Linked DNA regions of Homo sapiens: region 2 is linked to region 1. Evidence: read pairs that join two places in POLR2A ChIA-PET (ENCODE). Cell type or tissue: HepG2. All regions are shown on one strand. Each heading gives the region's core, and the rest is flanking DNA. Links, peaks and the distances in the headings are about the cores only. Region 1 holds the start of LOC124902448 (a long non-coding RNA gene). Region 2 holds the start of CHST3 (carbohydrate sulfotransferase 3).

Region 1 (16,505 bases), core at 3,924-11,923:
GAAATGAAGTATTATCTCTAATATGAATATATCTGCACAGATAAATGATTGGAAAGATAGAAACCAAAGTGTTGACGGCCGGGCGCAGTGGCTCACGCCTGTAATCCCAGCACTTTGGGAGGCCGAGGCGGTCGGATCACGAGGTCAGGAGATCGAGACCATCCCGGCTAACACTGTGAAACCCCGTCTCTACTAAAAATAAAAATAAATAAAAATAAATAAAAATTTGCCAGGCATGGTGGCGGGCACCTGTAGTCCCAGCTACTCGGGAGACTGAGGCAGGAGAATGGGGTGAACCTGGGAGGCTGAGCTTGCAGTGAGCCAAGATGGCGCCACTGCACTCCAGCCTGGGGGACAGAGCGAGACTCCGTCTCAAAAAAAAAAAAAATGTAGATTAAACACAACTAAAAAGAAAACAATAAATCTAAAAGAGAGAGCTGAATAAATTATCATGGCATAAACTACCCAGAATGCAGCAGAGAGAGATAAAAACATGAAATGCTAGTTAAAACACAAAGACAAGGCCGGGCGCGGTGGCTCACGCCTGTAATCCCAGCACTTTGGGAGGCCGAGGCAGGCAGATCACGAGGTCAGGAGATCGAGACCATCCTGGCTAACACGGTGAAACTCCGTCTCTACTAAAAATACAAAAAAAAAAAAAAATAGCCAGGCGTGGTGGTGGGTGCCTGTAGTCCCAGCTACTCAGGAGGCTGAGGCAGGAGAATGGCGTGAACCTGGGAGGCGGAGCTTGCAGTGAGCCGAGATGGCGCCACTGCACTCCAGCCTGGGTGACAGAGCGAGGTTCTGTCTCAAAAAAAAAAAAAAAAGAAAGAAACCAAAGTGTTGACAGTAGATGGTGAGTATTTTATGGTTTTCCCTCTCTTTATCTGAATTGTTAACAATTTCTTTAACAAACACGTATTCCTTGTGTCATCACATAGCAGTTAAGAGCTTGGGCTTCAGAGTTAGGCTGCCTGAGTTCAAATCCCAATTCCATCATGGGTTAGCTGAGACCTCTCTGAGCCGCAGTCTTCAGGTACAAGATGGAGAGAATAATAATAAAGCCAAGACGCTGGCTGGGTGGGTGTTGGAAGGCTCTAAGTGAGATGATACAACCCGTGTGCTCCCCCTGGCACAGTACCCCACAGTTATCCATTACTGTTACTGTTATCACCATGACTAATTACTGTTATAATTATTAATATAACCTTTGCAATTAGGAAGGTGAGAAGCCTTGGCCTCTGCCCATATCCTCTGGCCACCCAGAGTCCCCGAGAGCTGTCCCCACCAGCTCTTCCCTGCCAGGTTGGCGCTCGCTCTCAGACTTACTGTGAGGCCTTCAGCCCACACTTGCCAGAACTCCCGTGTTTTCTCCTCCGTGCCCTTTTCTGCAGAGAAGGCTTGGAAGAAACAGCCCAGCAAACACCAGTCTCCTGGCCCCAGAGCGAGACGTGGAAGTTTGCAGAAATGCATCACCAAATGTTTGATTTGGGAGGAGAGGAAGAGCAGAGCTCATACCGAGAGCAAAATAGGACAGAAAGGAGATTTTTCAGTAAGGGCTGAGGAGAGACCATCGTTCATCACTGGGGCCTCCTTGTTTCCTCACTTAGTTTCTTGACTTCAGTCCTGACCACCTCATTTGCTGTGGAACATCTGGCCCCAATATGGGGCTGATTTAATAAATCCAAGACATCTTCCTTTGCCCAGCAGACTTAGAAGAAGCCAAGGAGAAACCCTGTGGGGTTGCCAGCAAGGACCCATAGAGGCAAAGAGACAGACAGGAAAGAGGAGGATGGTGAATAACCAAGTGGGAACCGGGGCGCATCTGGCAGGTGAGCTGAGACCCATGTGTTCAGAAATCAAGATTATGGGCCAGACAGAGGCATGCCCATTGAAGCCAGCAGCAGCCTCCAGAAGCGACCACCTGCCCTTGGTTTCTATCCTTTCCTGTTGTTCCTCACTAGGCAGGAACTGGCTTTATGTAGGTCACAGATTTTCCAGATATGGGAGAACAGGATTTGGGACACCTTGTAGTTGTTACACACACACGCGCACGCGCGCACACATACACACGCCCCCTCCTCCCAGACTGGAGGGCAGAAGGGTCATGGAGCTTCAGCTAGAGTCCCTCCTCCTGTTGGTCTGGCCTGTAGGGATACTGTAGCCCCTCTGCCTGCGGATGTCTCATGACCCCAGACAAAGCAGAGTGACTGTGGCTGACGAGCATGTCGGAAGGGCTGACGGGAGCATCAGGTTGAAAATGAGAGAAAGAAGTGCATGAAAGAAGTTGTGATTCCTAGAAGTTCCCACTCCACCCACTTCCCACAACAACTCCACTACTCCAAATGAGAAATTAATTCCTTCAGGATCAGGGTTGCGAAGGAGGTGCCAAAACCTAAGAAAAAGGCTTTGTGTTTGCAGGGTGTGAACTTGGTTTAAGAGAAGCTAGCCATGACGCAGCTATGGGACGGGGTCCTGGACGTCTCAGCATTTCAGGAGAGTTAGCAAGGCTGCCCTGCGCGGGGGTGGGGTGGATCTCTTCTGTTACTGGTGTTGGAGATAGAACAGTGGTCAGGGACATTAATTGTGGCGATCGATTTTCCTTATTCTCACTTATGTATGTAGAAGAGATTCAATGAATGGTAAAGTCATTATACCCATTCCCCTACAGGGAGTAGAGAGAGACCAGCTTTCCTCATTCTGAACTCTGGCCCTCTACAGGGAAGAAAGAGTCCCCAAACTCAATACTAAACAAACCCAGTGGTTTTCAGCACCGGACACAAGTTAAAATCTCCCACTAGTTCTCACACTTTCCTGGGTATGCGACGCCCTGCTCCTGAAGGCCTTGTTAAAACACAGATCTCTGGACCCCACCCTAACAGCTTTGGATTCTGTTGTCAGGGTGGGGCCTGAGAGTTTGCACTTTAACAGGTGCCCTGGTGATGCTGATGCTGCTGGTCCCCGGGTCCAACTTTGAGAACCACCACCCCACCCCCGGTCCTCAGAGACTGATTTGGTTGGTTTGGAGTGGGGTTTCTTTGGCAGCTGTTGTTTAAAAGCACCCAGGGTATCCCAGAAGAGCCATGGTTCACACCATCAAGGCCAGTTATGGAGAATCTTCTACGAGAGCACATTATAAAAATAAGCACTTTCAGCAGGACGTGGACTCTAAAAAAAATAAATAACATAAAAGTAGAAATAAGCAGAAACATCCAGCTCTCAGTTAAGTACTTGCTAAGCTCCAGCTGCTTCAACCTCATCTAATTCCTGTTCCCTTTCCACATCCTGGTCTTAGCCCCTCTGCAGCTTTGCAGGAGCCGTCTCCACGTGGCCTGGCCTGGCTGAGCTCTGGGGCAGGAGCGCTTGGTGGCATCTCTTGGCTCTGAGTCTACAGTTTCCTTGACATCTTATTGCTCTGATTTTCTCTCAAGTGCCTCCCCTTCTTTCCTTTGTTCTGGGAGAAACATTCCCTCATCTTGTCTATGTGCAGAGATCCCCAATGACTTGCCTTCCTTACGACTGAGCAGATAGAAAGCGACTTGCCTTGGTCTGTGGAATAGCCGATATCCTATGACCCTTATCCCTCCGCCTGGCGAGACCCACATGGACATAAATCACAAGGATGCCAAGGCAAGACTGTGGACCCTGCCTCCAGCCGAGGCCTGGCAGAGGGGAGCTGTGGGCTTCCAGCCCCCTGTGGGAAGATTTACCAAACAAAGAGCAGATGCTTCAAACAATGACTTCATTGCAGACTGGGTCCCAGTACATTCAGGAAGGGAGTGGCCCATGGATGCTGGCCAATCCTACTCAGAGGAGCCTCAAAGAGAAACCAAGCAGGCAAGCCAGTGACCAAGCAGCCACGGTGAGGACTGGGGAGGAAGACATGCACATCTCACCTCTCCTGGGCCAGGCAATTATAGGCAATATCCTAATTAATCCTTATGACGGCCAGGCGCAGTGGCTCACGCCTGTAATCCCAGCACTTTGGGAGTCCAAGATGGGCAGATCAGGAGGTCAGGAGTTCGAGACCAGTCTGGTCAACATGGTGAAACCCCGTCTCTACTAAAAATATAAAACTTAGCCAGGCATGGTGGCAAGTGCCTGTAAGGAGAATTGCTTGAACCTGGGAGGCAGAGGTTGCAGTGAGCTGAGATCGTGCCACTGCACTCCAGCCTGGGCAACAGAGCAAGATCCCATCGCAAAAAAAAAAAATTAAAATTAAAAAAAATTAATCCTTATGATGCCACAGTAGACCTTGATCTGGAAGATGTGACTGCTGACCTATCCTGCCTCCTTGGGTCTGATACAAACAAGCCGAGTGGGAACTGGCAAAAGGGCACGGGTAAGCACTCATGTATGTGCATACAGGTGTGTGTGTGCCTGTGTGCATGTGTGTGTTGATTCCTACCCCTCAGTCTTCCCAGCCCCAGCGCACACAGATTCCATCTTCATTTTCTTAAATCTTCGTCTTTGCCCATAACCTCCCCCATGGAGCCTCCCAGCCTAATTGAAAAAAACAAAAAAAGAGAGAGAGAGAGAGAAATGTTGAACTGTTATATGATTCCCCTTATCTCAAATGGGAGGAAAATCGCTGGAAAGTTTTAAAGTCTAGGTGTCAATAGTCCTGTGAGTCATTTTACGACTGGGTTCGGGCAGCCCCGCAGCCAAGCCCTCTTGCCTCTCTGAATCTGTTTTACCATCTATAAAATGCAGTCAAGGGAGGTGGGGAGGGCTTCCAGTCAGGTTAGTTTCACATCCATGCTTTGAGGCCCTGTGGTCCCAGAAACAGCAATAAACGGGCAAAACATTAAAAGGGAAAATTTATTTTTTTAATTTTTTTAACGTATGTTTTTTGAGACAGAGTCTGACTCTGTGGCCCAGGCTGGAGTGCAGCGGTGTGATCTCGGCTCACTGCAACCTCTGCCTCTAAAAGGGAAAATTTAAAAGCACCCCGTCTATCAGAAAATAAAAGACACAGTCACACTCAAAATCATTTTAGACCTATTTGTGGTACAAAAATGGACCGAAACCCCAATGCTGTAAGGTGCCAGAGACCTGACCTCTTGGGGCTCTGGGTCAGCGTCAGCTGTCTAGGTTGGGTGCGGTGGCTCATGCCTGTAATCCCAGCACTTTGGGAGGCTAAGGTGGCAGGATCACTTGAGCCCAGGAGGTGGAGGCTGCAGTGAGTCATGATTGTATCATCTCACTCCAGCCTGGACGACAAAGCGAGAACCTGTCTCAAAAAAAAAAAAAAAAAGAAGAAGAAAAAGAAAGGTGTTTCTTTATTGTCTTATCGTCTTTCCTGGCATCTCTTACAGCTAGGTGTACCTATGTGACTAATGTCCAACCAATGGAAAGTAAGTGGAAGCGTTAGGTGCGATTTCATAAAGGGAGAGTGGTACTCTTTTTTGCTTCTTCCACCTCATGACAGCTCAAATGCAGACATAATGGCAAGACTCAAGCCGCCATATTGGAGTGTGGGGTAAAAGCCACTCACTGAGGACAGCAGAACTGGATAGACGTCTCCTGAGTCCTTGATAATTATGGAGGCACCACGCTAGCCTTGGACAGCCTATCTCTGGAATGTGTGTGAAGTTTGTGTTTCATAATGTTGCTGTAATTTTGGGTGCTCTATTACTCAAGAGTGAATCTAATCCTCGCTAAATCAGAGGTGTCACACGTCGTGCCACTACTCATTAATTTGGGGCATTAGATTTACTTTCAAATTGTTGTTATTCTAAATAGCATAACATGAACCTCTTTATGTAAAAAACTCAATCTGCATCTCTGGGGTTTTTTTTTCTCGTACTCTATTATCTTCCTAGGATACATTTCTGTTAACAGAATTTTAGCATCAAAGAATATCTAGGCTGGGTGTGGTGGCTCACGCCTGTGATCCCAGCACTTTGGGAGGCCAAGGCGGGTGGATCACCTGAAGTCAGGAGTTCGAGACCAGCATGGCCAACATGGTGAAACCCCGTCTCTACTAATAATACAAAAATTAGCCCGGTGTGATGGTAAATGCCTGTAATCCCAGCTACTTGGGAAGCTGAGACATGAGAATCACTTAAACCCAGGAGGCAGAGGCTGCAATGAGCCGAGATCGCGCCACTGCACTCCACCCTGGGCGACACAGTGAGACTCTGTCTCAAAACAACAACAACAAAAATCTACATTTTAGTATCTCTCAATTCATGCTGCCAACTAATGTTCTTTTTGTTGTTGTTTTTGTTTTTAAAAAATAATAGACATGGGGTCTCCCTATGTTGCCCAGGCTGGTCTCTAACTCCTGGGCTCAAGCAGTCCTCCCACCTGAACCTCCCAAAGTACTGAGATTACAGGCCTGAGCCACTATCCCAGCCTACCAACCAATGTTCTGAAATGGTTGTACAAATGACATTCCTGCCAGTTGCATATTTGAATGCCTATTTCACAGTTCCTGCACTAGTACAGGAGGCAAGGGAGTATACGCTTTCTGTCCCCCAGCCATGCCCTTTGAACCACTCTGGACTTGAGCTGCAGCTGGGCAGTCTCTCCTGTCCCCACTCACAGCTTCCCCCTCTCAGGTGCCAGTAACATCTCCCAATTTCCTGACCCCAGACTTTCTCCAAAGCTCCAGAAGCTTACTCAGCTCTCATGCAGGTGAAGTGTGGCAAGGAGTTAGTGCCCCAAGGAGACGAGAGATGCTGAAACACACCTGGGTGTTTTTTATTTGTTTGTATTGGTTTTTTTCCCTTTTATTTTCAATTGACATATAATAATTGTATATATTTATGGGATACAGAGTGGTGTTTTGATAAGTGTTGGTTTTGGTAGTGATTTATAAAAGAGGAATAACTGAGTCAACTGGAGCTATTTTTGAGGATAGAGGTGAGGACCAGATAATAACAAAATAACAATAGCAATTATTTGTTTAACACCTACTCTGTACCAGATACTGTTTCGCTGTTGACGTAAAACAATCTTGGCCAGGCGTGGTGGCTCACGTCTGTAATCCCAGCACTTTGGGAGGCTGAGGTGGGCGGATCACCTAAGGTCAGGAGTTCAGCCTGGCCAACATGGTGAAACCCCGTCTCTACTAAAATACAAAAATTAGCCCAACCTGGTGGTGCTCACCTGTAATCCCAGCTACTCGGGAGGCTGAGGCAGGAGAATCACTTGAACCCGGGAGGCAGAGGTTGCAGTGAGCCGAGATTGCGTCATTGTATTCCAGCCTGTGCAACAGAGCGGGACTCCTTCTCAAAAAAAGCAAAACAAAACAGAAACTAAACAAAAATAAAACAATCTCTCAGCAACTCTGCAAACTAGATTATTTTATTATTCCCACTTTGCAGATGAGGAAACCAGGGCTTGGAGGTGTAAAGTAACTTGCTCAAGGTCTTGAAGTTATGAGGCTGAAGCAATACGGCTTGAACAAAGACTGAGCCCCACCTCGTCTGAGGTGGCGGAATATGAGGAACATGGTCTTAGGAGGGAGGAAAGAGTGGATGATCCGAAATGAATCCCAGTTTCCCCTACAAAATATGAGGGTCATGTGCAGGGAACCCTGACCAGTCCTCCTGTGAGTGTGTGTGTGTGTGTGTGTGTGTGTGTGTGTGTGTATTAGGATGGATGGGACAAAGTGATACATTACAAAAAGCCGGGAGAAGGAGCTTGGTCCAATGCTAACCGGCGCCATGGGAGTGAGGCTCCTATCTTCCTACAGAGAGTGGGAGCAGGGGCCCTATCTTCGGGGCTTGGCTGGAACAAACAGTTCTGGCGGCAGCCTTGTGTTTGTTCTCTCGGGCAGGCAGCTTAAGGGGAGGCAGGGTCATCCTGGACTGCGGCCTTGAGCTGTTGCAAACACTGCCTCACCTCCCGCCTCACCCCACGCAGTGCTGGAACTCTGGGCAGGGGGACAATGGTGGGTCTGTGAGGGTGTCAGGTTGTCAGGAACAAGGCTGGTGGCTTTGAGCAAGTTGTGCAACCCCTTCCAGCCCCAGGTACTCATCCTTCCAGTGGAGGATGTCACGGCTGCCTTCACAGGAGATGGAAAGATCAGCCCCTCTCCCAGCTTCTTGTGGTTCATTTGCCTGACTCTCCTGAGCCTCCGCTCAACTCCTCCCCATTTCCTTCTTCTCCCAGTTTTTTTGTTTTTGTTTTTTTTGTTTTGGGGGTTTTTTGTGATGGAGTCTCACTCTGTCGCCCAGGCTGAAGTGTAGTGGCGCAATCTCGGCTCATTGCAGCCTCCGCCTCCCGAGTTCAAGCAATTCTCGGGCGTCAGCCTCCCAAGCAGCTGGAAATAGAGGTGCCCACCACCACACCTGGCTAACTTTTTTTTTAATCTGAAAAGCCAGTAAAAATGCTGAGAGGTCCCTCTGCTACCAAGGTATGTGGGCACGTGGAAGGGGTCAGCTGCCTTGTCCAGATGCTGAGGGGCTGGTAGAGAGAAACATCAGCAGATGGGAGGGCTGCTACTGTCCCACAGAGAAGGGCCAGCTTGAAGCCATGGGCTTAGGGACCCAATGTTTGGGCTGACTGTTGTTAAGAACACAGTTTTGACGTTCCCCTGAGCTGAGTTCCCGTCCCGGCTCACAGTGCTTCCCTGGCTGGGCAACCTGGGGCTTGTGATTGTCCCTTTCACAGCCTCAGTTTTCTCAGCCCTGAACGTTGTGAATGTTGTGAGATTTGAATGAGATAATGCAGACAGAGCTTAAAAAGAGGCCGGATGCAGCAGCTCGCACCTGTAATCCCAGCACTTTGGGAGGCCGAGGCAGGAGGATCATTTGAGGACAGGAGCTGGAGACTAACCTGGGCAACCTAGCGAGATCCCATTTCTATGGAAAATTTAAAAATTAGCCCGGCGTGGTGGCATATGCCTGTAGTCCCAGCTACTTAGGAGGCTGAATCGGGAGGATCACTTGAGCCCAGAACATCGAGGCTGCAGTGAGCTGAGATGTAGCCACTGCACTCCAGCCTGGGCAACAGAGTGGTACCTTGACTCCAAAAAAAGGCGGACAGGAGGGCTTAGAAAAGAGCTTGGCATGTAGAAAGCCCTCCAAATGTTAATTTATAATTATGGCAGGGATGAATTTCAAAATCATAAAGTGCTCACAGACAACAAGCTGCCTTGTCCACAGAGATGGCTGCAATTCCTCTGGAATACTGGGGGAGGGTGAACAGTGATGACTAAATCCCCCTCCTCTCAGGCCCCAGGACTCCAGGGCAGCACTCTTCTTAGCCCTGGGTGTGTGGGGGGGTAAAGCATGGGACCCTCCTTCCAGTCCCCACTGCCAGCCTCCCTGGCCCCCCAACACCCTGTCCTGCTCTGTGCCAGGAGGCTGCTCACAACCCCCGGAGCACCTTATTCCTGTGACTGGGCCGAAAGACGAGGCTGGGCGCAAGCCCGGAGCCCAGTGATGTGTCACACGTGAATCTGTCACATGTGAAGACACAGAAACAGCCCCTTGGCTGTTACTAAAGGGAAAAGAGGCCAGCAAGGTGACTCACACCTGTAATTCCAGTGTCAGAGGCATGTGAACCAGAGCAGCTCCATCTTGAATAGAAGCTGGGTAAAATGAGGCTGAAACCCACTGGGCTGCATTTCCGGATAGTTAAGACATTCTAAGTCACAGGATGAGACAGGAGGTCAGCACAAAATGCTGGTCATAAAGACCTAGCTGATGAAACAGCTTGCAGTAAAGAAGCCACTAAATCCTACCAAAACCAAGATGGTGACGAGAGTGACCTCTGGTCATCCTCACTGCTACACTCCCACCAGCGCCATGACAGTTTACAGATGCCATGGCAACATCAGGAAGTTACCCTATATGGTCTAAAAAGGGGAGGCATGAATAATCCACCCCTTTTTTTTTTAGCATATCATCAATAAATAACCATAAAAATGGGCAAACAGCAGTTCTCAGGGCTGCTCTGTCTATGGAGTAGCCATTCTTTTATTCCTTTACTTTCTTAATAAACCTGCTTTCACTGCACCGCAGACTTGCCCTGAATTCTTTCTTGCACGAGATCCAAGAACCCTCTCTTGGGACATGGGGTGGGGACCCCTTTCCTGTAACATTGGCACTTTGGGAGGTCAAAGTAGAAGGATAGTTGGAGCCCAGGAGTTTGAGACCAGCCCTAGCAACATAGCAAGACCCCATTTCTACAAAGAAATTAAAAAATGTATTAGCTGGGAGTGGTGGCATGAACCTGTAGTCCCAGGTACCCAGGAGGCTGAGGCAGGAGGATCGCTTGAGCCCAGAAGGGCGAGGATGCAGTGATCTGTGATCGTGCCACTGCACTCCAGCCTGGATGACAGACCTGTCTCAAAAAAATAATAATAAAAAGAAAAAGGAAAGAAAAGAAATGCTCCTTTTCCAAACCTTTCCCCTGAAGAGAGCCTAGCCTTAGACTCTGGCCCGTTCCCTCCCAGGCACTCCAGACTCTTGTGTCATGGGATGACCCCCCCCCCCACACACACACACACCAGCCCTGTGTCTCTCCCTGGGTGCTTTTCATCCCCGTATTAATTCTCCAACCTTTGTTGGTGAATCCTCCCCACTCCCCGCATATGATCTCTCACATGGGGCTTTAACTGATTTTAAAAAATAACATGAACAAACAGTGAAACTAAAAGCACAGCTATGTTGAAGCCTGGTCCTCTAACCTAGTTTCAAATAATAATAATGATAATGATAAATACAGCTATTATTTATTGTGCTTTGTTGGAAGGACATTAGACAATAATTCAACATTCACAAAAATCCTGGGGTAGGTATCATGATCACCTGCATTTTACAGATAGGAAACTGAGTCATGGAGACATTAAGCCACTTGCCCAAGATCACACAGATCAAGGGAAGATTGTATAAAGCCCCTTCCCACACCAGCTGCCGCTTCCCGACTGCAGAGGCTCAGGGTGCTCTCTCTGTCCTCAGAGGCTTGTGTAACCATCTCTGTGCCCCGTTGCCCGGCCTGGACATTCTTGCTTTCAGGCGTGGGCACAGGGATCCCTCCAGTTGGCCACAGGCAGGAGCATTCTGAGTGAAATGCCAAGCCTGACTTAGAAAACTCTGCCCCAGACAGCAGCCCGATCATCCGCCACTGGTCGCCTTCCTGTGTTTATTCTGAGGCCACCATGCCTGACAAAGGCCCCTTGTCCTGTCCAAGAAGGGGACAGATTTTTAAGGACATGGATTGAGGATATGGGCTATTTATTACCAGGACTGGTTCCCTCTCCCGGAGGCGTAGGAGTTGCTGTCACGGTCTGTGTGGAAGTCGATGCTGGCCTTGCCGCCCCCTCCCCTGCTTGCTGGCCCAGCTCCCTGCCCACACTCAGATCCACCTGACAGTTTCCTCCACACACACATGCACGTGTGCACAGCTTGCCAGGGTGCAGGGCAAAGCGAAAGGGTATCTCCTGAGTCTATAATGGCCTATAGGATTCCTGCACACCTAAAGTCATTTGCAAAGTGGTGGTGCATGTGGACATGTGTGTGTCAGTGTCGCATATGCAGGACAGACTACAGAAGTTGCAGGGCCCGGGGCAAAATGAAAATGTGGCACCCCTTGTACAAAAGCATTAAGCATTTCATGATGGCAACAGCAGAGCATTAAACCAAAAATGGGGCTTTTGTGAATTTGGGGTCCTGTGCAACTGCCCAGGCCATATGCCCAGGAAGCAGGCCCTGCACACACATGTTGTGTTTACACCAAGGCACTTTTCTGGTTAAAGGGCTCCAGGCTTCCATTAGAATCTCAAAGGGTGGCAGCACAGTGGCTAACACCCATAATCTCAGCCCTCTGGGAGGCTGAGGTGGGCGGATCACTTGAGGTCAGGAGTTTGAGACCAGCCTGGCCAACATGACAAGACCCCATCTCTTCTAAAAATACAAAAATTAGCCCTGTGTGGTGGCACATGCCTGTAAACCCAGCTACTCCAGAGCTGTACTCTTGTGCCTCAGAATCACTTGAGCCGGGGAGGCAGAGGTTGCAGTGAGCTGTGATCGCACCACTGCACTCCGCCTGGGTAACATAGTGAGACTCTGTCTCAAAAAAAAAAAAAAATCTCATAGAGGTCCAGGATACTCCAAAGGTTATAAACCATTTAGTAGCAGAAGGTCAGTGTCAGACAGGCCTGGGTTTGAGTCCCAGGCACGTTACTTATCCCCTGCAGGACTGGACTAAGTTCTGTGCCCTTCCGAGCCTGTTTCCTGGTCTGTAGAAGGGGGATTGTCATAACACTGACCTCCCAGTGCAGGAGAGATGGGAGCCAGCTCGATACAGTATGTGGCATGTTTCAAGCTCCCAGTCAGTGGTTGGTTAGTTAACCTTTAGTTAGGTCTGTTCTGCTTGTTATTGTGTGATGTCACCTAGAAGTTTCTAAATCCTCCTGCCAGTTTAACCTCAGCTAGCTGTGCCTTCCGTGGATGTCCCCAGCAGGCCCAGCACAAAGCATGGCAGGAGCTCTCGGGGACCCGAGTTGGCGTTTCTGTCACCTGGTCTGCTGTGAAAAGGGGTGGGCTGCACAGGCTCAGCTGGCCTCTTCCTCCGGCCCTGAGCGTTCGTTGGCTGACCTGACGGATCTGCTGTGCAGTATCTGTACTGTAAGAACATGTGACGGGGCAGCAGCCTGAGAGGACCTAGGGCTGGCGGATGCAGGGTTCTAGGCTGAGCTCAAAGGGTCTGGGCCCCTACCTGATAGCTTCTGAGTCAGTGTCACTCTGGACAGAGCCTTTTTCCAAAGCAGGACACCCAGGAGAGGGTTCTCAGGAGACCTGGGGCCCAGTGGCCCTTGGTGGCTGTATTTCCCCTCCAGTGTGGTAGCTCCTCAGGGGTCTCTGTGCTGCCTCCCCAGTTGTCCCCACTGGGTCTGCTAGCATCACAGGGAGAAGCCCCCTGTTACCTAGTCACCCCTTCCCTCCTTTCCCCAGCCTGATCTCCTAGTCCCTCCCCTCCTCTTTCAGGGCAGAGACTCCCAGTGGAGAGGAAGGAGGGGGACACCAGGCTCTAGGGCCTGAAAGGAGGGGCTGAGACGCCTGGTGTGACCTCACCTTGGGACATTACAGCCCCTCGGGCCTCCATTTCCAAGGCTGTAGCGTGCAAGTGAAGTCTTCGCTTCTGCCCCGGGGAAGCCCTGCCCTGTGCATCCAGGGAGGCTTTTCCAACACACACAATGTGCATTTCTTTTCTTTCTTTTTTTTTTTTTTTTTTTTTGAGACAGAATCTTGCTCTGTGGCCCAGGCTGGGGTGCAGTGGTGCAATCTTGGCTGACTGCAACCTCTGCCTCCCAGGTTCAAGCGATTCTCATGCCTCAACCTCCCAAGTAGCTGGGATTACAGGCGCAAGCCACCACGCCTGGCTAATTTTTGTTTTTTCAGTAGGGATGGGGTTTCACCATGTTGTCCAGGCTGGTCTTGAACTCCTAATTTCAGGTGATCCACCCGCCTCGGCCTCCCAAAGCGCTGGGATGACAGGCGTGAGCCACCGTGCCTGGCCACGCAATGCGCATTTTTGAACTGATGAGAAATGGAAAGAACCAAAGGTCCACCACGAGGGGAGGGGCAGACACATGGCTGGAGAGTCCTATTATGAAAGGTATGCAGCAGTCAGAAGCTAGGTGGGCTGACAGAGAAAGGTGTCCAGGAATTTTTTGTTTTGTTTTGTTTTTTTGTTTTTGAGGCAGAGTCTCACTCTGTGGCTCAGGCTGGAGTGCAGTGGCACGATCTCGGCTCACTGCAAGCTCCACCTCCCGGGTTCATGCCATTCTCCTGCCTCAGCCTCCCAAGTAGCTGGGACTACAGGTGCCCACCACCATACCTGGCTAATTTTTTTGTGTTTTTAGTAGAGACGGGGTTTCACCATGTTAGCCAGGATGGTCTCGATCTCCTGACCTCGTGATCCGCCCGCCTCAGCCTCCCAAAGTGCTGGGATTACAAGCGTGAGCCACTGCGCCCGGCTGAAATATTTTTAAGTGAAAAATGAAAATTGCAAAACAACACATACAGTATAAATAATTTATATGAAAACAAACTGCTATACATTCTCTAAACATACTGATGTGCAGGGAAAGGTCTAGAAAGATATATTTTACATGGGTTATAGCGGTTACCCGAAGGGGCTGAAGGGGTGACCAAGGAGGATTTTCACCCTCCGGAGCCCTTCCCCCAGGCGCAGCGAGCCTATCCAGGCGCCCAGACCCCACAAAAGGAATGGAATTTCTAATCCCAGGGCTAGGGCCAGGTTGTACCACTGGCACTCAGAGTGGGAATCCTGTGTGGCTTGTAAATAACTAACTTCCTGGCCACTGATAGTAAAACTGCCACAGTCACCTTTTATTAACCACCCACCAAGGGCAAGGCACGGCCCGGCATCTCCCTCACAGCAACAAGGTGAGTATTATAAGCATGGAATTGACCGTCAAGAACTGCAGGGTCTGAGTTTCACCCTGCTTTTAGGCTAGCAAGGTAGCCTGCCATGGTTTCATGGATGCTGGCAGAAGACGCAAGACTCCTGGGACCCAGACAAAGGGCTTTATTGCTCAAACACAACAGGCAACAGGAGTTCATGTTCGCCTTGGTTCCCCTTGTCTCGTGGGGCAGATTTGGAGGTGGGCCCATGTTCAGTGGGTTTAGCTGAAGAACCCCAAACCTGGAAAACTCCCAGTCTTAGGAGGGGGCTTCCAGCAAACTTGCCCAATCTTTGCCCTGATGGGAAGCATTGTTTTTATTCCCCTGGAAAGCAAACAAATAAATCTTCCCTCTTCCCTGGAGGGAGACGCCAAAATCGCTAAGCCAAAGGGAAGAATCAAGCTGGGAACTAAGTCAAGCAGGTCCTTAACCTGGGAACTGAGTAGTGCAAACCTGCCTCCCAAGACAAAGCTACATACCTCCCTCACAATTTGCCTACAAGGAAATTCCTTGTCCTCCCTCACAATTTGCCTACAAGGAAATTCCTTGTGGACAAAGGACAGACAGAGTTCAGAGTCATCCCTCTGCTCACAGGAGACAAATGCAGGTCTGATTATTTCCTCTGCCCTATTGTTTCACTAAGCCAGACTACGGCACAAGTAGCTATTCCTGTAAATTGGGTATTCAGTGAAAAGCTAATCAGAAACTCAAAAGAATGCAACCTTTTGTCTCTTATCCACCCTATGACCTGGAAGCCCCCTCCTTGCTTTGAGTTGTCCCACCTTTCCAGACTCAGCCAATATACATCTTACATACATTGACTGATGTCTCATGTTTTCCTAAAATGTATAAAACCAAGCTGTGCCCCGACTACCTTGGGCATGTGTCCTCAGGACCTCCTGAGGACGCATCCTTAACCGTGGCAAAATAAATTTTCTAAATTGATTGGGACTTGTCTCAGCTACTCTGTGTACACTTCCTAGGCTGTTGACTACACAAACGTCCTTGAAAAGATAATCCAGAACAAAAGCTGTCACAAGACAAGCAGGAATGCAAGGGGCCCTGGAGAACGATCTCCCAGCGTCAACAGACTGGGGAAGGGAGGCGCTCAGAAGTTGAGTCACTTCTAAAGGTCACACAGCCAGGACACACCTGACCCCAAAGCCCTTGTCTTTCCCTCCTGCCTCCAAAATGGGCTGCTGGTCTAGCCTGGGAACCAAACACCCACACGCAAGATTGCTTCCAAGTGAGTGTCCATGGTGTCATGGTTATCACGGTCACCTAGCAATATTGCTTCCACGGGAAAATCCGCTCTGAGTTCTGAACAACGACTTGTAGCAGAATCGTGGGCACAGGGCCTGTCTGTGGCTTGTGGAGCAGGCGCCGCCCAGATGTGCCTGATGCTGGGATCGAGTCATCCCAGAAGAAAAAATTCCTCCCTGGCTGCCCCTGGGTGATGTCAGAGGAGCTGGAAAGAAGAAATGAGCTTCTGGAGGTGGGATAAATGCTCTTTTCTTTTGCAGAAGGAAAAAAAAAGGTCACGTTGTTCCATATTTATTTAAATATGAAATTTATTTATAGAGCAAAAAGAGTTGGTGTTGACTTCCAGCACCCGGCCGGGAAGTGGTTTGGCCTTGTTTTTGTCTCCTCAGAGCACCCTGTCCCCTGGTGACCTAATGTGATTTTTCAGAGTTGGAGGCTAGACCCTGTCCCCAGGCTTTCAGACCTCCCTGGTCCCACCCAGTCTCTGGAGCCCATCCATCCCCGCCTGGAGAATGGCAGGTTGGGGCTCAAGCTTGGCACTGGGCTCCTCTGTCACTCAGTCCTCATCTGCAAAATGGAGGCGCGCACATCTGCCTCATGCCGCCCTCGCAGATAAAAAGCAGTCAAATAGTAAGCCAAGCAGCTTCTCACTTGGTAAATTGCTAATATGTGCATCTGTATTTATAGAGAAGGGAGCTGAGGTTTCAAGGCTTCCCTATCTGTAGTCAGCCACTGTCCCATAGTAGCCTTTGAAGAAGGTACGTCCCTGTCACAGCGCCCCTCTCGACTTCCTCCCGGCCACCCAGGAGGAGGTGTCTTCCACAGCTGTGCCTCTGAGCTGTCCCTGAGTCG
Region 2 (16,505 bases), core at 3,584-11,583, 67 kb before region 1:
GGAGTTAGAGAAGACTCTGCTCCACCACCTCTTGTGAAAGGCCTGACATCAGTTAAGCCCACCCACAGCCATCCAGAGGCCTAAACGTCTCCCTGTGATGCTGTGCTTCAGCGGTCACGCTCCTTGTCCACTTTCATGTTCAGCCCTGTACACCTGGCTCTGCCTTCTAGATAGCAGTAGCAGAATTAGTGAGAATATTAAAGTCTTTGATCTCTCCAAGAAATTCATAGAAGAAATAATGGCATAAGCTGTCCCCTCTCTCTCTCTCTGCCTCAGCTGCCAAACAGGGAAGGGCTCCCTGTCTGGTGGACATGTGACTCACATGACCTTACCTATCATTGGAAATGACTCACATTCCTTACCCTGCCCCCTTGCCTTGTATACAATAAATAACAGCACAGCCAGGCATTCGGGGCCACTACCGGTCTCCACATTTTGGTGGTAGTGGTCACCCGGGCCCAGCTGTCTTTTCTTCTATCTCTTTGTCTTGTGTCTTTATTTCTATGATCTCTCGTCTCCGCACACAAGGAGAAAAACCTACAGGCCCTGTAGGGCTGATCCCTACATTTTTTGAGACAGAGCCTTGCTCTGTCACCCAGGCTGCAGTACTGTGGCACGATCTCGGCTCAGTGCAATCTCTGCCTCCCGAGTTCACGCCATTCTCCCACCTCAGCCTCCCGAGTAGCTGGGACTACAGGCATGTGCCACCATGCCCAGCTAATTTTTTGTATTTTTAATAGAGACAGGGTTTCACCGTGTTAGCCAGGAATGTCTCGATCTCCTGACCTTGTGATATGCCTGCCTTGGCCTCCCAAAGTGCTGGGATTACAGGCGTGAGCCACCACTCCCGGCCTTAGTTATTTAAATTTCTTAAGGCATTTATTATGGAAAGGGGGAGTGAAAGTTAGTACTCAGAATTTATTAACACTCTTTAGTACAGTAGAGCAGTTTGCCCATGGTTCCCAGAACAAGGGACAATGGGGTTGGATGAATGGGAAAGAATTGGCAGAGATTTTAAAAAGGTGCATAAAGAAGGAGCCAAAATTCCAGTTTCTGTTTGGTCAGTGTGAGCATTGATAAAGGCAGCTCTTGAGCCATTTCAAACAATGACAAGACAGATTCAGATGAGGAAGAGGCAGACAAGTGTAAAAAATTAACTTCAGATTCTGAATGTGAGGAACAGGAACCAGAGGAAATTAAATAAAAGAGAGGGAAACTGAAAAAGGTACATTTCACTAGCCTGTCGGTTCCACCTGCTGAATTAAGTGAATGGCCACCTCCTCCCTCTCCCCTTAATGGACAAGAACATGAACTAGCTAAAAAACTAAAAAACTGCTCCTGTAGTTGCAACATTAAAACCTGGAGCTATTGGTGGCGCTATACAAAATTCTATTCAAAAGGCTAGAGCCGAGGGAGACCTTGAAGTATGGCAATTTCCAGTTACTATAACCCAGCAAGGAGGGCAGAATATAGCTAATTGGGCCACTTTTCCTTTTAAGTTGTTAAAGGAATTCAAGCGGAAGCCATTAGTCAATATGGGCCAAATTCTCCTTTTGTACAAACTTTACTAAAAAATGTGGCTCTTGATAATAGATTAATACCATATGACTGGGATACTTTAACAAAACCTGTTCTCACTCCGTCCCAGTACATGCAGTTTAAAACTTGGTGGGCCGATGAAGCTCAAACTCAAGCAAGAGAAAACACACAAGCACAGCCGCCTGTGCCTGTTTCCTTTGAACAGTTAATGGGGTTGGGCCCTAATTGGGGCCGACTAGACAATCAAGCAGTAATGAAAAACGTTGCCATTGTTCAGTTACACACTGTGTGTTTATGGGCATGGAAAAAAAATAAATGTTATGGGGAAAAAATATCCTTCTTTCAGTTCTGTCTGACAAGGACCTAAAGAATCATATACTGACTTTATTGCTCGGCTCCAAGAGGCTGTGCGTAAAGCCATAACTGATGAAATAGCTCAAGATGTGGTAATACAACTCCTTGCATATGATAATGCCAATACAGAGTGTCAAAATGCTATTAGACCTATGAGAGGGAAGGCTCATTTGGCTGAATATATTAAGGCTTCTGATGGCATTGGAGGTAACTTAAATAAGGCTACTCTTTTAGCCCAAGCTATGGCTGGACTAAAGGTGGGAAAAAATATGCCCCGTTTCTCAGGCTCTTGTTTTAATTGTGGGCAATTTGGACACACAAAAAAGGAATGTAGAAAAGAAAATCAAAAGGCAAAAACTATTACCATCAATCAACAGAAAAGTCCTGGCGTATGCCCCTGATGTAAGAAGGGCAATCACTGGGCAAATCGGTGTCATTCTAAATTTAGCAAAGATGGGCAACCTTTTTTTGGGAAACGGGAAGAGGGGCCCACCTCGGGCCCCTCAACAAACCAAGGTATATCTGGCACATTCAGTGCCCTTACAAATGTACAACAGTTGTCCCCTGCCACAGCAGGCAGTGTTGCTGTAGATCTTTGCAGCACAGTTCCCATTTCCCTACTTCCTGGGGAGCCACCAAAGAAGGTCCCCATGGGAGTCAGGGGCCCTTTACCCTCAGAACAGTTGGTCTATTGCTAGGAAGGTCTAGTTTAAATTTTAGAGGTGTCACTATGCATGTAGGAATAATTGATTCTGATTATACCAGAGAGATTCAATTAGTTGCTAGTTCCTCAATTCCATGGTCTGCTTCCTCAGGAGAAAGAATCGCTCAGTTGTTACTGTTACCTTATGCAAAACTGGGACGCAGCATAGTAAAAAGAATGGGAGGCTTTGGTAGTATGAATCCAGCAGGAAAAGCTGTATATTGGGTTAATCAAGTGTCTGATAAGAGACCTATTTGTACAGTAACCATTCAAGGAAAGAACTTTGAAGGGCTAGTAGATAACTGGAGCTGATGTTTCTATATTGGTTTGAATCAATGGCCCCAGCATTGGCCTAAGCAAAAGGCATCCATTGGTATTGTTGGAGTAGGGGCTGCCTCAGAAGTTTTTCAAAGTTCTTTAATTTTGCCATGCCAAGGGCCAGATGGCCAAGAAGGGACAATTCAACCTATTACACCTATTCCTGTCGATCTATGGGGTAGAGACTTATTACAACAATGGGGTGCTGAAATACCTATTCCTATTGATCAGTATAGTATTAACGGTAAACAAATGATGAGAAAAATGGGATATCTCCCAGGGAAGGGACTAGGAAAAAATGAAAATGGCCAACCAGAACATTTAGAACTAAAAGGACAAACAGATCAAACTGGATTAGGGTATCATTTTTAGGAACGGCCATTGCTGAGCCTCCGGCTCCCATTCCTCTTGTTTGGTTAACTGCTAAACCAGTTTGGGTGGAGCAATGGCCACTGAAACAGGAAAAACTGGAGGCTTTAAAATAATTGGTACAGAAACAATTACAAAAGGGACACACAGAGCCTACTCTCTCTCCTTGGAATTCTCCTGTGTTTGTTATTAAGAAAAAATCCCAGAAATGGAGAATGTTAACAGATTTGAGGGCCGTTAATGCTGTCATTCTACCCATGGGTGCACTGCAACCAGAGCTGCCCTCCCCAACTATGATTCCTAAATCCTGGCCTCTAATAGTGATAAATTTAAAAGATTGCTTCTTTACCATTCCTTTAGCTACCCAAGATTAGGAAAAATTTGCTTTTACTGTTCCCGCTATAAATAACAAAGAACCAGCAGACAAATACCATTGGAAAGTATTACTATTTGTCAAACTTATGTCAGAAAAGGTATTAAGCCAGCTAGAGAACAATTCAATAAATGTTATATTATCCATTACATGGATGATATTTTATGTGCAGCTGAAACTAGGGAGGAAAAGGCTGTAACAGCAGCAAGGTTAATCATAGCCCCTGATAAAATCCAAACTTCTACTCCCTTTCAGTATTTAGGAATGAAAGTAGAACAAAGTACTATTAAGCCTCAAAACATTCAAATTAGAAGAGATAATTTAAAACCTCTAATGATTTTCAAAAATTATTAGGAGACATTAATTGGATTCATCCCACTTTAGGCAGTCCTACTTATGTTATGTCTCACCTCTTTTCTACCTTACGAGGTGATTCTAACTTAAACAGTAAACACTCCCTGTCCAAGGAGGCATTAGAGAAACTTCAATTAATTGAAGAAAAATTTCCACAGGCACAAGTGACTCGAGTTGACCCATTGCAGTCATTACAGTTTTTAGTTTTTCCTACTAAACATTCACGTACAGGAATTATTGTTCAACAGAATGATCTGGTTGAGCGGCTTTTTGTACCTCACAATACAACCAAAACGCTTACTCTGTACTTAGATCAAGTTGCTGTATTAATGTAGTGTGCAAGGCTGTGCACAACAAAGTTAATGGGATATGATCCAAATCAAATTATACTTCCATTAAACAAACAACAAATTCAGCAAGCTTATATTAATTCCCAGGAATGGCAAATTAATTTGGCAGGTTTTATTGGCATTCTTGGTAATCATTATCCTAAATCCAAAATATTCCAATTTCTTAAATTAATATCATGGATATTGCCTTCCATTACTCAAAAAGCCCCTATTGAAGGGGCCATTACTGTTTTTACTGATGGATCTAGTAATGGAAAGGCCTCATTTGTGGGACCTCAACAACAAGTTTTTCAAACTGACTTTGCTTCTGCTCAAAATGCTGAACTTATGGCTGTGATAACAGTGTTAAAAACTTTTAAACAGCCAATAAACACTGTTTCTGATTCAGCCTATGTAGTGCAAGCCACACAAAATATTGAATGTGCCTTAATTCAAAATGTGACTAATGACCAACTTAATCTTTTATTTCATTCTTTACAGCAAGCAGTACAACAAAGGCATTCCCCTTTCTATGTCACTCATATGAGAGTGACATAGCCCTTTAAATTTAATCAAAGGGTGGATAATTATATGGGGAATAGGATTTGCTTGTGTCTCTCAGGTAACAATCAGGTGCCTGTATGAGTGCCCACCAAACATCTGAAAATCTATCATGAGCTACAGCAGGAAGAGAGGACTCTGGGAAGAGTCCTCTGAAGAGTCCAGAGACGTGGTTTCACGGTGTTAGCCAGGATGGTCTCGATTTCCTGACCTCGTGATCCGCCCACCTCGACCTCCCAAAGTTTTGGGATTACAGGTGTGAGCCATAGCGCCTGGCCATTACCCGGCAGCTTTGTTAAGGCCTGCAATGAGGCAAGTAATCATATAGTTACAGACGCCCAGCTGGGGTCTGTGGGTTGGTACTCCCAGGAAGGCTCTTCCTGGGGAACAGCAGTGGCTCCTATGGGCTTAGCAGGATCTTGCCCATGAAGATCGTCAGTGTGTGCCTGTGCTACAAGCCACACTCTTTCCTTCTCTTCTGGAAGGAGAGTATAGAAGAGAGGATAATGTAGAGATCATGCCAAGTGAGTTCATAAGATTGGGTAAGATATTTAAATTCTTTGATATAAGTATCAGGATCGGAGGAGAAGGACCTGAGACGTTTTTCAATCTGTGAGAGATTGGAGAGGGAGAAAGGGAAATGGACACGGATGATCCCCTTGCTCCTGCTACTTCCCAGAGAGGAAGCAAGGGAACTGGTTGCTGAGTATGTTGGGCCCAAGAGCGGGTGAGGGGTGGAGATGGAGAGGACTCAGAGTCAGAAGCGGGGTGGTTGGAGAGAGGGGGACAGATGGGTAGAGCCAGAGCAGGGACATACCGTGAAGAATCATGATGCTCTGGTGGAGGATCAAGATGCTGTCAGGGAGGGGCAAAATTGGCGGGGTCAAAGAAAGAGGAGTTGTCGGCTGGGGCTGTTGCGGGGGTGGTGGGAGACGGGGGTGGTGGGAGACAAGTCTGGTGAGTAGGATTTGGAAAGTGGAGCAGTACTGGCAGAGGGAAGGGCGGTTACGGAGAGTGAAGAAAGCCTGAACATAAGGAATCTCAGACCATTTCCCACTGCGATGGCAAAAGTCGTCTAAGTCTCTAAGTATATTGAAATCAAAAGTGCCATTTTCAGGCCATTGGGAGCCATTGTCCAATTGGTATTGAGGCCAAGTGGTATTGCAGTAAAAGATAAGTCTCTTAGAACGGACCTCTGAATGGAGGCTGAGAGCCTTGAGATTGCAGAGGAGACAGCCAAGGCGGGTGGTCTTGGGATGGGTAGACTGAGAGGCTCCCATAGTGAATGGAGGGTGGGGGGTAGAGGAAGAAGAGACTGCAGATGACAAGGATGGCGAGAGAGGGTGTCCCCTGTCCTGCAGGCCTTGTCTGGAATAGAGGCAGCCACCGAGTCAGGTGTCCTTCAGGTCTCCTCTATTCTGGACAAGGCCCTTGGGTGAGGGGTGATAGGAGAGAGAGAGGGGAGGGGGGAGAGGGAGAGAGAGAGAGACACCTCTAAGGACACGCAGCCAGAGCCTGTCCCCTTCCTGGGTTTCGGCACCAAAATGTAACGTTAGCTGAGAGAAAGGACAAGAGAGAGACCCAAAGTTAGGCGAGTAAGTTTATCCTGCCGGGCTGCTCCACCACAGTCAGAGGAGGCAGCCCTGGAGCTTATAAAATGAGGGGTTCATATGGGGGAGAGAGACCCTGGGGTTGTCGGTTAACTTTACCACATATCATCTCGTGACCGCTTACAATATAGGAATTTAGAAGAGGGTGTAACTTAAGTTTATCCACATTTCTCGTGACCTTCCCCATGCTGCCTGTTGGGCTGTAAGCAAGTCTGGTGACCTTGCTGTAGCACCTAGATAAGGGTCCAGGAATGCAGCTTCGGAGTATTCAGGGTAAGGGTCAGCTGCATTGTGTGTGGGGCGGGGGGTTCCTGGGGCAACTTGTCCCTAACAGGGTCAGGATTAGTTCTATCTGGTTCTCTATTTGCTGTCCATCTGTAAATGCTGAGAATGGCAGAGGGAGGCCAAGTGTAGATAATCAGGTTTTAGCTTTTTTGGATTTTCCTACTTCTCCTGTACAGGAAATAACTTATTGTCTAAACCCCATACTATCCCATTAAATGTCAGGAGTGCTGTCTTAGGCCTGAATTAGCTCATGACGTTACGTACTGGAAGTCCCAGGAGGAATGCCCAGCAAGTGGAATCCAAGACGTTCTCGCCTTCTCGGGGACAGGGCCATCACCAGGATTCGGAAAGGAACAGGGAGGTTCGGTTTGTGTTCCAGTTCTGAGCCCTTTACCTCATCCCTCGAGAAGCTGGCCTTTGCACCCCGCAGCCGGTGCTGCCCAGCCGACCACGCCATGCACGGGAGGCGACTGGGACCCCACTTGCCTGGCAGCCCGGCCGGAGACCCAGCTGCCTGGGAGGGTCCGAAGATAATGCCAGGCAGCCCTGGCGGGCCGGGAAGACCCTCTGTCCCTCCCGTTTCCCAGTTCTTGAATTAGGGGAGCCTTGGACTGGCTGGCGGCGCAGGAAAGTGCAGGAGGGCGGATGTGGGACCTGCTGCCGCCCAGGGAGACGGTGCTCTGTTCTTTGGAACCAGGGAAACCGTCCTCCAGCCCACTTGCCCCAGGGGGGAGCAGGAAGATCCTCTCCGGGCAGAGATGATGGGGAACCCGTGCAGCCAGAGGGTCTCCCTGGCAAAGGTCGGGGGAGGGGGCGGCCGTAACGGCCCCGGGCGCTCCGGCACGGAGAAGCCAAGGGGGTTCTCCAAGCAGCCTCCACCCACCAGCCTCGCCAGGAGAGCGTGGATACCCGAGCGGCCCCAAGCGAGTCCCCGGGGACTGGAGGGCCGAGGGGCAGCGCCCGGAACAAAGGCCCGCAGAGGGGTCCTGGAGACAGCGGCTCCCCGGGGGCGGCTCCCCTCTCTCCCCTCTCTCCCCTCCTCTCCTCTCCCGCCAGCTCCTCCTTCTCCTCCCCTTCCTCCCCCAGAGGCCCGGCCGGCTCGCGGCCCGAGCAGCGCCAACTTCGCCAACGGTTCCCAAGTTGCCGGGCGCGCAGGGGTGGGAGCTGGGTGGGGTGAGGAAGAGGAGGAGGAGGAGGAGAAGGGCTCCCGGACGCCTTGGACGCGGTTCAGGAATCCGCCGCCGCTAGCCGGCTCGGGCCTGAGCGGGGAGGGCGCCAGGCAGGACCTCTCGCAGGCTCGCTGCGCAGGACGGCGCCCGCCTGGCGCCGCTTCCCTTCCAGCGTGCCGACCGGCCCCGCAGCGCCTCCATCCCTCCGGCCCGCCCCGGAGAAGACGCACAGCTCGGGCCGCGCGGGCGCCGGGGCCGCGGAACCGCTTCTGCCGGGATCTTCCAGGAGGAAAGCGAAGTTGCGAGCGGATGCTGCCCGCGCCGGACCCCAGCCGCGGAGGGTCGGGGCCGCCGGTGGAGTCTCGGCGGCCGGGGTAAGTGGGGCGCCGGCGTCCTGGAACCGCCGCCCAGCCCGGGGGAGGCCGCCCAGCCGGGAGCCCCCGCCTTCCGCGTCCAGGCGCGCGCGCCAGACTTTGGAGGGAGAAGGGGGCGAAGCGGACGGTGGGAGGTGGAGTTCCCAGCTCGGGGAAAAGCCCAGGCAGGCACCCACAACCCGCTGCAACCGGATCACACCTGCCAGGTACACACAGCTCATCGCCACTCATACCCCGCACACGGCGCAGGCTGATCTGCGCACACCCACACCGGCCAGGCACATGCCACACACCGAAATGCACATTCCTGGGAGCGCGGGGGATTTGGCCTCTACAGCAGGCACGTCCTCACACCCCTCCGTCACATCCACGGCCTTTGTCTGCTGCCCCCGCAGCCCCCAAGGAGAGGGAGCCCCCAAAGCGCAGCGGGCAGGAGAGAGGCTGCCTGGGTTTTGAAAACTTGTGGCCAGAACCCCGAGACCAAGGGGAGCAGATGTTGCAGTCGGTTCTCGGAGTTCTGCAGGAGCGAATTTGGTGTGGAAACTCGGTGTCTGGGTGATGTGTGAGTGTGCGAAGCCCTTCCGGAGGCGAGGCCCGGAGAGAGGAGGGAGTGATTCATAAACTCAGAGCCGGCGTGCCAGGGTCTGTGAGCAGCGTGGAAGAGGCTGGCAGGCCGTTGCTGCGCTAGACAGAAGGGTAGTGGCCGTGACAGTCTTCCAGGGAAGCAGGGACCCTTCCCCCCAGCGGATGTGCTTCCTCCAGGGACTTCCAAGGGAACCGGGTGAGCAGATTCCAGTCCTGGGTGTGGACGGGGTAAGGGGAGGTGGGGGGATTTAAGCCTAAAAGGTTAGGGAGAAACCAAGGCAGGCCTGACGCCTTCATTATTTTCCTTGCACCTGAAGTTGTGTTTGGTTTCTGATGCGTGGTGTTGCTGGGCCCCAGGATGTACGGGGGATTGTCCTGGGCCTAGCATAGTGCCTGGCACAGTGGGCACTCAGTCAGTACTTGCTTGATGAATAATGACACCGGTAATTATCATTCATTATGGACTCACTGTGCGGCAAGGCCAGTGGGCCTCTGCTGGGTTGAAATTGATTTTCCAGCAGAGAAGGGGGCCTGAGTAGCTCCTAGGAGCCCTGCCTGATCTGCTTGGGCCAGTGGCCCAGGCACTGTGTGTTCCACTGTGTCCCGTGGGCTGGCCTTGGGAGACTGGAGCTCATCATTGGCCTCTGCCCCTCTAAGAGGGCAGCAGGAAAAGCTTCATTTCTGTATCTGGCTAAGATGGGGTTGATGTGGGTTTTGGTAGATGGCAGGCTGTTTGGCAGATTCTGTGGGGTCTCAATTGAAGAATAACTTTAGATCTGCAGCAGAGAGAGGGGTTGGTTCCATCAACCCTCCCATCTCCTGGCTGCTGGAGAAGAGGGGTGGGTAAGTGGAGAAAGAGATGGGCCGTGCTGCTGGGCATGTGCTGGGGGTAGGAGGAACATGGGAACATGTAGAATTTGGGGGCAGCCGTTTTTCTTCCTGGCTCCTGATGGCCTGGCTGGAGATGGGTCTCATGAAGGGTCTAGGAGCTGTGTTCTGCAGCAGTGGCTTGGCTCTGTGGTGGCAGCAGGTAGAGCAGTGGTCACAGTCCCTGTACTGAGTATTGCTGTGGGTTCTCCTGTGCCAGCTTGCATGAGTTTCCCAGAGGAGCAGAAACATTCGTGTTCCTGGAACTGGATTGCCAGTAGTCTTGGGATTGAGAGTGCACAAAGATGTGGGGGTGGCCTGGGCATGTCATCCAAAAGAAATGTGTCATTCCCCACCCCTGCCCCCTTGTGAAGAGCTCTGACTAGGTTCAGTGTGCATTTCAAACTTCTAAATGCTGAAATTAGCAAGGCATGTGGGCGGCACCAAGGACTGGCCTCAGATGAAAGAGGAGGTGATCTGGGCTTGGGCACCCCCAATTTCAGGTGGAACCCTGCAGCCAGTTCCTTCCCTATATCACCTTTCCACCTTCATTATGCCCTCTGTGAATCGAGAGTTCTGTATACATTTTCTAATTAAATCATTATATCCCTATGAGGTTAGCATTTCATCTCCATTTTGCAGATTAGGAAACTGAGGACCAGAAAAGTTAAGTAACTTTTTCAATGTCACACAGGTAGTGAGAGACAAAGCCAGTGTTTGTGTATTTGGTTTTTTTAAACTTTATGTTAGGTTCAGAGGTACGTATACAGGTTTGTTACATAGGTAAATTGTATGCCATGGGGGTTTGGTGTACAGATTATTTCATCATCCAGGTAGTAAGCATAGTACCCAATAGGTAGTTGTTGGGTTTGTTTGAGACAGGGTCTCTATTGCTCAGGCAGGAGTGCAGTGGCACGATCACTGCCACTCACCATAGCCTCGACCTCCTGGACTCAGGTGATCCTCCTGCCCCAGCCTCCCGAGTAGCTGGCACCACCATGCCTGACTAATTTTTTTGTATTTTTTGTAGAGACAGGGTTTTACCATGTTGCCCAGGCTGGTCTCAAACTCTGGAGCTCTAGCGATCTGCCTGCCTCCACCTCCCAAAGTGCTGGGATTACAGGTCTGACACACTGCACAGGCCCGAGATGGGTGGTTTTTGATCCTCACCCTCCCCACTGTCTCCACCCTCAAGTAGGTCCTGGTGTCTGTTGTTCCCTTCTTTGCGTTCAGATGTACCCAATGTTTAGCTCCCACTTCTAAGTGAGAGCATGGGGCACTTGATTTTCTGTTCCTGTGTTAGTTTGCTTAGGATAATAGCCGCTAACTCCATCCATGTTGCTGCAAAGGACATGATCTCATTCTCTTTTATGGCTACATAGTATTTCATGGTATATATGTACCACATTTCTTTATCTGGTCTACCGTTGATGGGCATTTAGGTTGATTTCATGTTTTTGCTATTGTGACTAGTGCTATGATAAACATACGTGTGCATGTATCTTTATGGTAGAACAATTTATATTATTTTGGGTATGTACCCAATAATGGGATTGCTTGGTAGAATGGTAATCCTACTTTGAGTTCTTTGAGAACTCTCCAAACTGCTTTCCACAATGGCTGAACTAATTTACATACCCATCAGCAGTGTATAAGCACTCTGTTTTTTGTTTTTTGTTTTTGGTGGGAGTGGTGGGATGGAGTCTTGCTCTGTCACCAGGCTGGAGTACAGTGGTGCGATCTTGGCTCACTGCAACTTCCACCTCCCAGGTTCAAGCAATTCCCCTGCCTCAGCCCCCTGATAGGCGTGCACCACCATGCGTGGCTAATTTTTTTTTTTTTTTGTATTTTAGTAGAGACGAGGTTTCACCATGTTGGCCAGAATGGTCTCGATCTCCTGACCTCGTGATCTGCTCACCTCAGCCCCGCAAAATGCTGGGATTACAGGCATGAGCCGCCTCGCTTGGCCAGCACTCCCTTTTCTCCACAACCTGGCCAGCATCTGTTAATGTTTGACTTTTTAATAATAGCTATTCTGACTGGTATGAGATGGTATCTCATTGTGGTTTTGATTTGCATTTTTCTAATGATTAGTGATGTTGACCGTTTTTTCATATGTTTGTTGGACACATGTATGTCTTCTTTTGAAAAGTATCTGTTTGTGTCCTTTGCCCACTTTTTAATGGGGTTGTTTTTTGCTTGTTAACTTGTTCAAGTTCCTTATAGATTCTGGATATTAGACTTTTGTCGGATGCATAGTTTGCAAATATTTTCTCCTGTTCTGTAGGTTGTCTGTTTACTCTGTTGATAGTTTCTTTTGCTGTGCAGAGGCTCTTTAGTTTAATTAGGTCCCATTTGTCAATTTTTGTTTTTGCTGCAATTGCAAAGCCAGTATTTGAACCCAGATTGTCTAACTCCAGAACCCACCCTGTCTCCACCATGCCAGGCTGTCTGCAAGGCCCTTATTGGTTCTCCATGGCAACAGGGAAACAGCCCTGATGCTTCTTACTAACGTGGTCCCAGGGCCTCTGCTTGCATTCTTCTTTTTCCATACACTCTGCCGAGCCTGGATATACCTTAGGCTGTGGGAATCAAAGGCTGGGTGGTACCAGGCTGCTGGAGCCTTCTGTGTGGCTCTGGAGTCAGAAAACTGTGGAGATTTTGGGGGGGCACACAGGGAGATGTTGCAGTAATTCCAGTGAGACATGACTCACTGCTTATCTGAGAAGTTGGGACAAAGCTGCCTCTTGTGACCATACCGTGAATAGGGAAGAAATTGCCAGGTAGACCAAACATCCTCAAATGGGTTACTGTATTTTTTTCCCCTTTTTGGTCCTCTCCAGGGTAATCTATTACCTGGGGAAATCAGCCTTCACCTGACACCTCCTATTGTCATTTACCTGGTGAACATAAGGGGCCATGTCACAGCTGTCCTTCCCACCCCTGCCACGTGTTCTGGAGAGCTGGACTCCTCAGCAGCACCTGGTCCACAGGAGAGAAGAATGGGGCAGAGCCGGAGCAGCCAGGGGAGGTGATAACCACACGCTCATCTGGTCCCCAGCTCTTGCTTTTACATCCACGCCCCACAGGGAGACAGCAATTATCTGTTGGCCCCACTTTACAGATGAGGACATGAGGCTCAGAGAGGTGCAGTGGATGCCCAAGGTCACGAAGCCAGGCATCTGCAAAGGCCTGGGACAGCCACGTTTTCAGTCGGGGTGGTATTTTCTATCCCCGGCCCCAAGGGCTGAGAGTGGTTATCCCTGCTGGGGCAGGGTCCTCACTGCTCCACCCACCCTCATCTCTGCCCTGAGAGCCCCCAGTACAGATGTCCATAGAACGGGAAAGGCTGGCGCCCTTCAAAGGACGCAAAGAGCATTGGATGAGCACTGCCCAGCTGATCCCTGCCCACCTTCCACAGGAAGCCCACCTGGGTGAGTTCTTAGAGCCTTCCTAGTGCTGAGCTGCAAAGAAACTGGAGCCCTCTCCCCCTCCACTGCAGAGGGGACACAGTGACCAGGACGGAAGTTGGGGGACTGGGTGTGGGGAGAAGCCACCCCACTGCAGGGGCCGGGGCTGTCCATCTTTGTACCCCTGGTTCCATCCCAGTGCCTGAGGCATGGGAAGTTCTTGGAAATGTAGTCAGATGCTGGGTGAAGCCCCAGGAGGGGCCGTGAATGCTTCTGCTGGGAACTCCTAGAGTGGCGGCACAGAGAGGGTCTTTGCTGCGAAGGAACACTCAGAGAGTCTCTGGCTTTCGTGAGGTTATGCCTCAGGAGAGGAGACACTTCTCCTTTTCATTCGTTAAACAGAAATGATATTTGCCACCTTTTCTTCTCTAAGGCCTAAAGAGATGACAGAATGCTGCTGGTCCTACCCTGAGCGCGTGGACTCCACAGCGGGGTGTGGGGTGGCCCCTGGCAGGCCTGGACGGTTTGTTCTGTGCTTGCCGGTGGACACGCTTCAGCCCTCTGTCTCTATTGCCCCAAATCTGGCCTGTGGCTGCTGGGCCGCCACCAGCTTGGAGGGCAGGGTGGGCCCCGGGAGCCCCTGACCACCAGTGACTTCTTGTCTCCAGCTGCCCTCCGTCCTCTTGATCCCCCTCACCCCCCACCACCTCCTCACAAAGATGGCTGTGTGCTGAGGGACTGTGGCTTCCCTGGGCCCTAGGAAATTTATCACTGAGGTTTCAGAGGACTCTATGAAAAGGATTTGGAGAAAAAGTGTGGAAAATAAACAAGCCAGTTCCCAGTTCAGCCTCTCCTGAATGCCGCAAGTAAACAACCACCTCGGAGGCCAGCCCGGGATGTTCTTATTTGGCCTCTGTGGTTACACCTGCCCCCTCCCCGCCCAGTCCCTCCTCCTTAACTTTAAGAGCCTCAAAAGTCAGGGAACACACCCTCCGCTGGCCAGTCCTTGTGCTGCAGGGACGCTGGTGGCTGGGCACAGGAGGAACATGTATATGGGAGAGAAGACGGCCGGGGGTCCCAGCTCAGCCCTGCTCCCTCTGAGTCAGTCCCAAGCCTGGACCCTCCCCAGCAGGCAGACGGTGACGTCTTGGTTGGTTGGTGAGTTTAACTTTGATGGTGCAGAATGATGAGACTTTTCTCCATTTTGTGGCATCTGAGAAGCTTTGCTTCTTAAACATTGCTTTAGGGTGGATAGACCAAAGCTAATTTTCCCGTTATGTCTCTCCAAGACGGGGCCTACCTGTGAGCAAACCCTCATAGATTCATTTACTTTGTAGGCTACCTGGACAAAAATGTCAGGTTTCTTTGCTTTGGGCTGGAGTCCTATCAGCTCAGGGGTGGTGGTGTAAGGTCACACCAATGATTTCCAGAAACTCAAGCACTATTCTGAGTGACTAAGTCTGTGGGATAGGAAGCACATTTTCCATCTCTTAATAACTTCAATTTACTTAGTGACCAACTTTAAAACCAGGCACCCGGTTAGAAGGGGGAGAGCCAGGGCTTGGCAGCGGAGGGTCCTCACCTTGCATCCAGGGAGTGGCTGAGGGCCCTTCTCGTTCTCTGTGGCTGTGCTGAGCTGAGTCAGCGAGCCCTGAAGCCTCTGGGATTTGGGGAGTGGGGCACTGCTGGAAGGTTCTGGTTCCTGCTTTGTTCTGCTGCTGCCAGGCTTCTGGAGAGGGTGGTTGTGGGGTGAGTCCTGCGCTCCGCACGTCCACATGTTCGTATTCTACATATTGGGCTTCTGAAAAAAGTTCTGGTTCATAAGACGGCTTCACAGCTTAGCCGTCTGCAGACCAGTCTGCAGGTTGATCAGCTTTCTGTCATGTGTGTGCTGTTCCTGTTCACACATGCTGCGCCGATGCCCGCCTGTGCCTGTGCCAGCCCCAGCCCACACAGCTACCTGAGATTTAGCCCTGGGCATCTCCCCTACCCTTTCCCGCTTCCCCCTCCTCTCCTCCCTTCCTCTCCAGCTGCCTCGCCATCTGCAAGATTCTGGAAAGTGCTAATGTGTCTGAGCCAAACAGTGCTATCTGAGGAAATATTTTGAAAACACACTGGGCCACCCCCGTCCCCGCACTGTGACTACACTGATTTTCAGCAAGGAATTTCACTCCAGCCACAGGGCAGGGCCGCAGGTGCCTGGCTTTCCTCTGGAGACTTCCAGGGGCTTGTTAGAGACACGGAGAGAAGCTGAGGGCCTGTCCTGCAGGTTTGATGTGTCTGAAGAGGCCCCGAGAATAGAAATCTAGAACCTGCCAGTCACGAAGCAGTGTCACCCACCAGAGGATGAAGAACTGACTGTGACCTCGCAGGTCACCCACTTGCTTTCTTTTTACCGAGACATGCTATTTCTCTTTCACTTTTCTTCCTTCTCTTGCATCTGGTGTAGGTGCCTGGGGGTAGCGTGCCCAGGAAACAATAATAGTAAGAGCAGCTGGTGTGCCTAATACTGCCCTGAGCACCTACAAGGCGTCCTCACCGAGTTCTCACCAGAAGCTCTAGAGGTGGCTCCGGTTATTCCCACCATTTTACAGATGGGAAGACAGAGGCAGACAGCTGGATAAGTTGCTGACATGCCACAGCCGGTGAGGGGCAAAGCCGGGCCTGAGCCCCACAGCTGACTCCAGAGTCTGTGCTCTCAGTACCACCTGTGCGTGCGTCTGTCCCGTTGTGGCTGCACCGAGAGGAGAAACAGCACACAGGCATTCATTTTCAAACCGTGGCCAGTGCATGTCATTGCGTTCTGACTGGGAAGCTCTGGCAATGTTGGCGTTGCATGGCCTATTGTGGGCACTACCAGTGAGCCTCGGCCTTCTCCAGGTCTGACTCCAGTACCTGCCGGCTGCCCTGGGCAGGGCATTTTGGATCCTGCCTCAGGGTCTTTTGCCCGCTCTGCTGATGCCACTCCCCTGTGCCCTGACCTGGTCACAGGAAGGGTGCAGATGGCAGCGAGTGTGGTCTCAGTTAGCAAGGGGGAGCTGGCAGATCCAGGGACTTCTGCCTCCCTAGTGGCCATTCCAGCAAGACAGGAACCCCACCCCGAGTGATGTCTGGCCCTGTGACCTTTCAGCAAATATTTCTTCCCCAGCCTCACCTGGACTCGGTATCCCATGTTCCAAATTGTCCTAATTTCCCAGACACACACACCCTGCTCTCTGTAGCCTTCCCAGCTGCCAAGAACATTCCCTCCTTCCCCCTTTTCCCCTTGGCTTGGATGCCACCTTCTCCTGGAAGCCTGGGTGGTG

The links. Peaks named below come from ENCODE experiments on the same cell type or tissue, not always from the same donor. Only the 100,000 strongest peaks of a DNase experiment are listed, where the experiment ranks them.
Region 2: POLR2A ChIA-PET joins it to region 1 with 30 read pairs; 10 of 35 experiments call an interaction of 5 or more read pairs at or near these places.

The regions. Positions count from the first base shown.
Region 1 is chr10:72,023,142-72,039,646 of GRCh38, forward strand. LOC124902448 (a long non-coding RNA gene) reads left to right here and starts at 4,170. Exons shown (of 2, transcript XR_007062187.1): 1 at 4,170-4,342; 2 at 5,319-5,778. In HepG2, for the core only: no CTCF peak of the experiment used is centred there; DNase peaks (open chromatin) are centred at 6,450, 7,840 and 11,100; H3K4me3 peaks cover 1,942 bases.
Region 2 is chr10:71,956,357-71,972,861 of GRCh38, forward strand. It overlaps CHST3 (carbohydrate sulfotransferase 3), which reads left to right and starts at 8,039. Exons shown (of 3, transcript NM_004273.5): 1 at 8,039-8,338. RefSeq lists a silencer at 371-590 and enhancers at 13,225-13,768, 13,769-14,312. In HepG2, for the core only: no CTCF peak of the experiment used is centred there; no DNase peak of the experiment used is centred there; H3K4me3 peaks cover 3,424 bases; H3K27me3 peaks cover 405 bases.